Linked DNA regions of Homo sapiens: region 1 is linked to region 2. The links are chromatin loops, found by intact Hi-C in ENCODE. Cell type or tissue: Calu3. All regions are shown on one strand. Links, peaks and the distances in the headings refer to the core of each region. The heading gives the core; the rest is flanking DNA.

Region 1 (4,386 bases), core at 158-4,157, 53 kb before region 2:
CACGCCACTCACCTCATCGCTCAGTATACTTTGGGCCTCTTTAGTTTTGCTAAGCCCAGTGAGGTTGTTCCCACTTGGGGTTCTGCCTTGCCTGCAATGCCCATCCCCCAGGTCACTGCTCAGTGGCTCTGTCTTGTCGCAGTCTCACCTCACTCGCTGGGTCCAAAGCAGCATCATCTGCCCAGTCCCCATCCCACTTAATCTCTAAGCATCATGTTTTACCGCGTTTCTAACACTTTGCACTCCTGAAATCATCCTAACAGCAGGTGGAACCAGACACCCTGCTGCCTCTGGGTTTTGACTAAAGCTTGCAACCTGGGGATAATGAATGGGAAGTAGCTGGGCAGCCCTGTATTCTGAATAGAGCTGTTGGGTGCTTGTAAGACTAGCCGAGGGAAAGTGGGATTGATTTTGTGACCACCGCCCCATCCCAGATATGTCAGTGAAAGCTAGAAATTTCCAAGGAAATTGGTGGGAGTGCATTCAGAGGAGTAGATAGCACTGTGAATTTTTCTCCTTCCCTTCCATAGAGGGGCGCCCCCGCAGGTCACAGCCCAGCGATGGGGAGCCGGAGATGAGGGTGCCCATGAGAAGGGGATGCTGGTAGCTTACGCCGCAGCCAGGGGTCCTGAGCTGCAGACGTGTAGTGCAGCCACAGGCCCGATGCTTGGTGACAGAGCTCTTGTATTCTTGGGGCTTGGGGTTGTCTGGGAACACAGAGACTGGAAAATCCAGGAGGCAGCCTCAGGTACCAACTAGAGAGAAGGTAGCTGCACACGTGTGCACACGTGTGCCCTGTGGGAGCACAAGGGTTTGTGACTTTCCTGCGGCCACGTGGGCTCTGAAGAAGGTGAGCAGGTTTAAGGGGCTTGGGTGAGATGCCCTCCCCTCAGTACCCAGAGGGCTGCTGCTGGGACCAGAGGACCAGAGTAGAAAGAGGCTCTGAATGGGGTGGCTGGGGACATGGGATGTTCATCAAAACTCAGCTCACGAGGGCATCCATCTGCAATAGACTGGAAGAGAGCCCTCTCTGCTATAGTGCCCCAGGGAAGAGCCTGCATCTGGATGACCATGTGCCATGCTGGAGAACATTCCAGTCAGCCCATGTTGGCCAACAGAAAGTCACCAACAGGCCCAGCTAAGACAGAAGACCCTGCCTCTACTCTGCCAATCCTCCTCCTGCCCTGGGCCAGGGTAAGGATGGTGAGGAAGGAAAGGAGAGTGAGGAAGCCAGCTGCGCTTTTCTCCCCTTCTCCCCCACTCCCCTCCCCTCTCCTCCCCTCCCCTCTCCCCCCCCACCTCCCCGGTCTCCTTTCCTCTCCTCCCCTCCCCTCTCCTCTCCTCCCCTCCACACAAGAACTGAGGCACCAAGACAGGTCTGAGCTCACGGGCAGGCGAAACGTTTAAACTGCGTGTGAGATTGACATTTTAATTGGATGGGACTTTCCAATGCTTGAAAACTGAAATTATTATTGTGATGAGAACCGAAGTGATCAGAAATATAGGAGAATAGCCAGAGATGTTGTAAAATGATTGTAAAATGGAGAGGAAGGAAAACGAGAGAATACAGTTAAAGATAGAGTTTGGAGAAAGGAAGGTGTTTGTTGTTTGTACCCCTTCGTCAGTCAATCAATTGGTTACCTTCTGCTTCACTTAGTTGTTAATTCATTTCCTTCCTCCTCACCTCCACTTGACTCTAAGCTCAGCAAGATCAGAGACTGTTCCTTTTTTCAAGGTCTCTGCTGTATCCCCTGCACCTAGAATGGCTACTGGAGAATGGCACATAGTAGATGCTCAATAAATATGGTTTGGATTAGTGAAAGAACAACAAAATAGGTGCTCAAATGTGTTGATTTATGGGTATGACCTATTTGATTATGCTGTTCGAATCTTTTATTTTGTACTCGAGGAATGAGTTTGCCCTGGTTAAAGTAGCCCAGAAAACCTGGGCCCGGGAGCTGAGAGGACCAGGGGATGGATTGCCCAGGTCAGGGCATCAGGCCAGGGCCACTATTTCCCAGACACGGGGCCACTGGAGGCAGGGAGCATAGAGCCTCAGGGAGTCGGTTCCTTGGGGCTGGCTGGGCGTGGAGTGAAGGCTGGGCCTGGCCTCAGTTCTGGGACACAGGTGTGGCTGAGCTCCTGCTGAGAATAGATTTGGAAGGGCTGGAGGCTCAGGGCCCCCAATGTAAGACCTCCCAGTGTCCAAATGAGAACCTTTTCCTGAGTACTTGGGCCCCGCACTTGACATCATGTGCGTTAGTCTTCAGGCCACCAGAAGGGGGCAGCGCCGTCACGCCATTTTGCAGAGCCTTGATAAGCCCATTTGGAGTTCAGCCCCTCCCGCCATCCTCACTATCCCTTTTCGTCCCAGACTTCTTTACCTGAAACTTCATGAAGCACTTTTCGCATCGGTTTCGTCTGAGGGGAGAGGTTGGGGAAAGGAGGGTGTATTTGCCTCTTAGGGTCACCATAACAAAGTATCACAGGCTGGGGTGGTTTAAGACAGGGGTCCCCGGGCAGGTCGTGGTGGCTCACGCCTGTAATCCCAGCACTTTGGGAGGCTGAGGTGGGCGGATCACTTGAGGTCGGGAGTTCAAGACCAGCCTGACCAACATGGAGAAACCCCATCTCTACTAAAAATACAAAAATTAGCCAGGTATGGTGGCGGGTGCCTGTAATCCCAGCTACTTGGGAGGCTGAGGGAGGAGAATGGCTTGAACCCAGGAGGCGGAGGTTGAAGAGTCGAGATCGTGCCATTGCACTCCAGCCTGGGCAACAAGAGCGAAACTCCATCTCAAAAAAAAGAAAAAAAAAAAGACAGGGGTCGCCAATCCCCTGGGCCACGGATGGGTCTGTGGCCTGTTAGGACCCCGGCTGCACAGCAGGTGAGCTGGCGAGCAAGCATTACCGCCTGAGCTCCGCTCCTGTCAGATCAGCCGCCGCATTAGGTTCTCATAGGAGCATGAACCCTATTGCGAACTGCGCATGCGAAGGATCTAGGTTGCTCACTCCTTATGAGAATCTAACTAATGCTAATGCCTGATGATCAGAGGCGGAACAGTTTCATCCTGAAACCATCTCCCACCCCACACACCCTGTCCGTGGAAAAATTGTCTTCCACTGAACCAAAACCGGTTTCTGGTGCCAAAAGGGTTGGGGACCACTGGTTTAAAGCAACAGCTACTTATCCCTTCCCAGCTCTGGAGGCTGGGAGTCTGAAGTCAGGGTGTCAGCAGGGCTGTGCTCCCTCCAAAGGCTCTAGGAAAACCCTTCCTAGGCTTCCCTGGCTTCTGGTGGCCCCAGACACTCCTTAGCCTCGCGCTGCATCCCACTAACCTCTGCCTGTCTTTGCACACAGCCTTCTTCACTGCCTCTCTGTATCCACTCTTTTTTTTTTTTTTTTTGAGACAGAGTCTCACGCTTGTCACCTAGGCTGGAGTGCAGTGGCGCGATCTCGGCTCACTGCAACCTCTGCCTCCTGGGTTCAAGCAATTCTCTTGCCTCAGCCTCCCGAGTAGCTGGGATTATGGGTGCTCACCACCACACCCAGCTAATTTTTGTATTTTTAGTAGAGACGGGGTTTCACCATGTTGGCCAGGCTGGTCTTGAACTCCTAACCTCAAGTGATCTGCCTGCCTCAGCCTCCCAAAGTGCTGGGATTACAGGCGTGAGCTACTGGCCCCGGCCTGTATCCCTTCTTTTTATAAGGACATCAGTCACTGGATTTCGGATAGACCCCAAATCCAAGATGATTTCATCTTGAGACCCATAACTGAATTAAACTTGCAAAGATGCTATTTCTGAAAAAGGTCACATTTGAAGGTTCTGAGTGAATATGAATTTGGGAAGGACGCGGCTCCACCCACCACAGACGGAATCTTGATTGAGAACACATTTTGCTCCAGGGACCGTGCAAAGCACCTTCATCCTTGACAAACTGGAAGGGAAGCAGTATTATTTCCAGTTTTGTTGTTTTCTAGACAAGGAAAGTGAGGCTCAAAGGGATTCAATGACTTGCTGCAAGTCACACGGCTGCTTGCAAGGGGAACTGGGACTGGAACTCAGGACAGCAGACTCCACACGTCTCTATACTGGCTTATGAGCAGCTTGAGGACAGAGGTTTTGGTCTTCGTCGTTCCATCTCTCTTCTCCTCTCATTTCTGGGCCTAGTGCTCTGCATACTGATGGCTTTGAAAACTGATAAAAAGAAGGGAATAAGGCCAGGTGCAGTGGCTCACAGTTGTAATCCCAGCACTTTGGGAGTCCAAGGCGGGAGGATCACTCAAGCCTAGGAATTTGAAACCAGCCTGGGCAACACAGTGAGACCCTGTCTCTACAAAAAATTGAAAAATTAGCTAGGCGTGGTGGCATGTGCCTGTGGCT
Region 2 (4,386 bases), core at 233-4,232:
TGCAAAAGAAATTGTTCCTTGCCCAGCCAGCTTGGAAAAGACTGTGTGTGTCTGTGTCAGGGTCTTGCATAGGAGAGCAATGCCAGAGCCGAGGTGGGAGCTCTGGGCTGGGGACTGGCCCCTCTGCTCTGCTGCTTAGCAGCCTTGGGCTTCTCTGCCTCAGTTATTTCAAGTATAAAATGTTACTGCCAAGGCTCCTTCCCAAATATAACAGTGGGTGTTATGAGGCTTAAATGAGATGGTATAGGTAATGTTCCTGGCACCGTATCCGGAATAGAGTAAACATTCCATGGATAGTGGCCATTAATAAAGTCACACTAAATGATTGTTGTTGGATAGTTGTTTGAGCTTCCCTGAGTCCCATCTGTAAAGAGAGCAGTCTCAGGGGTGGTTTGAATCCGATAGCACAGAAACATGTGCAGCAACCTGTGCCATCAGTCATCATCAGCCCCGCCCCAGAGCTTGTGTTTGTTCCAGCAGCAGAGTCCTGAAATGAATATTTCTGTTTCAGTCAATAACATTGTACAACTTGTGGTGAAAACTGAGAGGCGATTAATCATTGAAACTGGAAGCATTTGATCCTATGGCAGAGAGGAAACAGGAACAATGTGCGAGTGATTTCTGCACACCACGTATGCCTTGATCTTTTAAGCGCTGCCTAGTCAGGTTATAAATATTTTTCCTTTGGCGCTGGGGTTTGCTGAAGCTTCAAGAAAGCACTGTGAGCGCAAGAAGGGAGGGTTTTGGGGCCACACAAATCCCAGCCATTCGGTGCATTCCGGGTATTGGAGGTCCCACCGGGGTCCATCTGCAAGGAGCTTTTCTTTATTTAGTGGGAAAATGTGTGCAGAGGTTGCAATCCAAGAACCAAAACCTCTCAGCAGATGTTGCATTTGGCTTGTTTATTTTGTTTTTGTTTGTGCCTGTGCGTGTTCAATTGAGGCAGCTCTTAAAAATTGGGACATTACGCATACAGTCGATTTCCAGCTCCTCTTGAAGTCAGGAAATCTGGCTGCACTGGTTCACATTTCCTTGGGCAATACCAGGCTGAGGTTGAGAAGCAGCAGCCTCTTTAGACAGGCTCGGTGCACCTCCATTCACCCCAGCCCCCATCACTTCCTTTCATTGTTCCTACAAGTAGACTACTTGGGCTGTCATTACTGTGCGTAGGGTGCTATTTGTCTTATAGTAGAGATATAGTTCTCTGTATTCACATCTCTATTAAATGTGAGGAAATGAAAGATAGATCAGGAGGGATGCATTTTTCAAGAAAAATGATGGAAAAGATACTTTCTTGTGATATTGAAGAATATTCTTCGGTATTTTGTAGGCGAAGGGCCAGCTCTGCTCACTTGCATGCTTTGTCTGGCCCACAGAATGACCTATTCCCTGAGCCCCCAGAAATGTCCACATTTAAGCACGGTCCCATTATTGACATAACTCACTCAGCCATTGTCTACTGAGTGCCTGCCATGTACCGGCAACCCTGCTTAGCCCTGGACTGTGGTGAGTCAGATGGACGTGCTCTCTGTCCTCCTCCAGTCTGGCCAGTAAAAGGAATCCCAACAATTCAAACAAGTAACCCCAACCAAGTGCTGGGTGCCGTCATAGCAGAAAAGCCCTGGCCACGGTGGTATAAATTAGGGGAAAAATACCTAGGAGTCAGCAGTCTTTCCAGGAAGAAGTGATGTTTCAACTGAGACCTGGAGGTGGAGACAGAGCAAGTTGCTCCAGTTGGGGAAAAGCCTGCGCACAGGCAAGAAGGCAGGAGAGAAAGGTGCTGGAGGAACTGGAGGAAGCTAAGTCTTGCTGGAGTATACAGCATGGAGGTGAAAGGGCCAGGGAAGAGATGAGTCTAGGGAGGGATATGACAGCTGGGCTGTGATGGTCAAAGGGTTAGTGACCTAACTGGGTTCTAATGTGCATGGATGAATCCCAGTAGCCAGAGGACAGCAAGAGTCAACCAGAGTCCAAAAGACAATGTGGGGGAAGAGGGAGGAAAGTGAGTGAGGACCGGGCAGATGGTGGAGGCTGGAGAAGGACAGCAGGGGACCTGTGGGTAGCACCTCCTTCAACATTTTTGCAGCAGTCCTCAGAATCTGAGCGTGACCAAAACACAGAGAACAAATTGCAGGCTTCCAAGCTGGATAGATCTAGTTGAGCTACTTTTTGATTGGCTTTGGGACACTACTTATCATTTTTTAGCCTCAGTTTCCTCACTTATAAATCAGGATAATGACACATACCTCCAGGAGTTATCTGAGGGTTAAATGAGGCTAAAAGCATCTGGCACTTAGTGGGGGACTTAATAAAGGTAAGCTGATTTTCAGTTGACTTGGTTATGAATTTTAAAACCTGATACCCAGCCTGGGATGACTTAGCTTTATTTCCTCCCAGGAGGCATCTCCTGTTCGGTGTCCCCACCTGGGAGGAGCCCTCCCCAGTCAGTGCCGGCCGTCTGTCGCTGGTGCTCCAATGCTGACCCGCCGCCTGGCACGGGGCCACAGTCATAATTACCACTTCTGAATCGATTCCTTTGAGCCCTTTTGAGCAGGCTGAGGAATGCTGTGATTAAAATGATTTAAAACCTGCCTCTATTTCACAGCTTTTAATATTTGATAAGATTTGGAACAAGGGGTGAGAGCAAGGCAGGAGATCTGGCAGTTTACAATCCCAGCTTCAGCCTTCTCAAGTGCCTATTGGGGGCACTCAAAAAAGGGGGTGGGGGAGAGAGTATGAATTTGAACATGTGGGGAAGTGTAACAGCGTGCATTTTCCAAAGGAGACAGGCATGGACAGATCAGCTTCTCCTTCTCCCAGGTGCTTCATGGCTTTGAATGCCAGTAATGATTAAGATGATTATTATGAAAAGCATGATCAGAAGAAGACTATAGCAGCTATCATTGATCAGGTATCCAAGATATGCCTGTAAGAGATCTATTTTCCCAAGGATCTTTAATTTCCCTAAGGATTTTATAAGGGAGTGTGATTTTTCTTAATTTTATAGAAAATAGAGGCTCAGTGACTTTTCTAATATCACTCAGCCAGTTACTGGGAGAGCTGAAGTCCACGCTGGGCTGGCTCTGCCACGTACGACATCGTAGAGCATCGGAGCAGAAACAGGAGAGTGTTGCAGATGGGCAGGGACCTTAGATGGCTCTCCTATCCCCATCCATGACAATGGTCCTAGGGAAAAACAGCCAGATATCAAATGTCTAGATGCTTTGCTCTTTTCATTACTTTGGTGCATTTTTAGGCTCGCTCCATGCTAAATTGCTTCCTTTTAACCCAATTTTGATGACTCTGCTAGAACGTCACTGAGGGCAACTTCTTTGTCTGGATGGAAATCATAATCCTAGCAAAGCTAACTAGGGTGAAGGCTTACTAAGTGCCAGACACCTTTCAACCTCTTTAAAAAAAAAAAATTAGAGACAGGGCTTCGTTCTGTCTCCCAGGCTGGAGGGCATTGGTGTGATCATAGCTCCCTGCAGCCTTGAACTTCCAGGCTCAAGCAATCCTCCTACCTCAGCCTCCCGAGTAGCTAGGACTACGGTGGCATGCCGCAAAGCCCAGCTTGTTCTACCTCTTTTTCCACCTGGTACCTCACTGACTTTGTCCACCAATCCTATGAGTGAAGTACTATTGTTATCTGTATTTGACACATGAAGAAACTGCAGCTCAGAGGTGTTGGGAAGATTATTCAAATAACTCTGATAGGAACCTGGACTGCCCTCTGGCATGGAAAAGACAGTTCGGGCCTGCCCAGAGTGAGGTCTGAGAGGGTCCCCAAATGTTTGCCAAGTGTCAAAAAGAATTCATGTTTCTGGAAAAGCTGGTCCGGGAAAGCCCCTCTCCTGTTGCACACAGCAGCGGGGGGTGGGGGTGCAGATTTTGGGAGCTCCATCGACCTGGGTCAGAACGGGCTCCTTTGAAGAAGCTTGCAAAGTTGCTCTGTTCTCTAGATTTCAGGAAGGTAGCAAAATATTCCAGGTTACTGCTAAAGAGGTCTGTCTACCTTTCTGAGATCACCCCAGGACCCCTGGAGGCCATGGTTACTGGAAAAGGGTTTCAGGGGGCAGCACTTGGAGCTTCCCACTTTCTGAGGGAAGAGAGACACCAAAGCCCATCCTGGGGATGGTCACTCAGTCATGAAAATTCTTTGTCTGGATGGAAAGCTATCCCGATCCAGCAGAGGAGGCTGGGTGACAATATGTCATCCATTAAAGTCCCTAATAGGAGGTAATGTGGGAGATGAAAACACAAGCCTGGGTAGCCGCAGAGAAAGGGCCAGAACCAGAATTTCAGCTCAATACAGGTATATATTAACTTTCTTTTGTCTTTTCTTTTTTGAGATGGAGTCGCATTCTGTCAACCAGGCGGGAGTGC

Evidence for each region. Hi-C counts contacts between places; a loop is a spot of excess contacts. Peaks named below come from ENCODE experiments on the same cell type or tissue, not always from the same donor. Only the 100,000 strongest peaks of a DNase experiment are listed, where the experiment ranks them.
Region 1: it touches region 2 in a loop (6-fold over the local background); 1 of 110 quality-filtered maps calls a loop at or near these places.

What each region holds. Positions count from the first base shown.
Region 1 is chr5:170,621,644-170,626,029 of GRCh38, reverse strand. The region is part of intron 1 of KCNIP1 (potassium voltage-gated channel interacting protein 1); the gene reads right to left. Among named protein-coding and RNA genes, the nearest start is that of KCNIP1-AS1, 58 kb to the left of the region's middle. RefSeq lists enhancers at 188-687, 2,171-2,465. In Calu3, for the core only: a CTCF peak has its summit at 2,299 (motif pointing right); a DNase peak (open chromatin) is centred at 2,289.
Region 2 is chr5:170,568,786-170,573,171 of GRCh38, reverse strand. The region is part of intron 1 of KCNIP1 (potassium voltage-gated channel interacting protein 1); the gene reads right to left. Among named protein-coding and RNA genes, the nearest start is that of KCNIP1, 67 kb to the right of the region's middle. In Calu3, for the core only: no CTCF peak of the experiment used is centred there; DNase peaks (open chromatin) are centred at 471, 1,101, 1,601 and 2,481.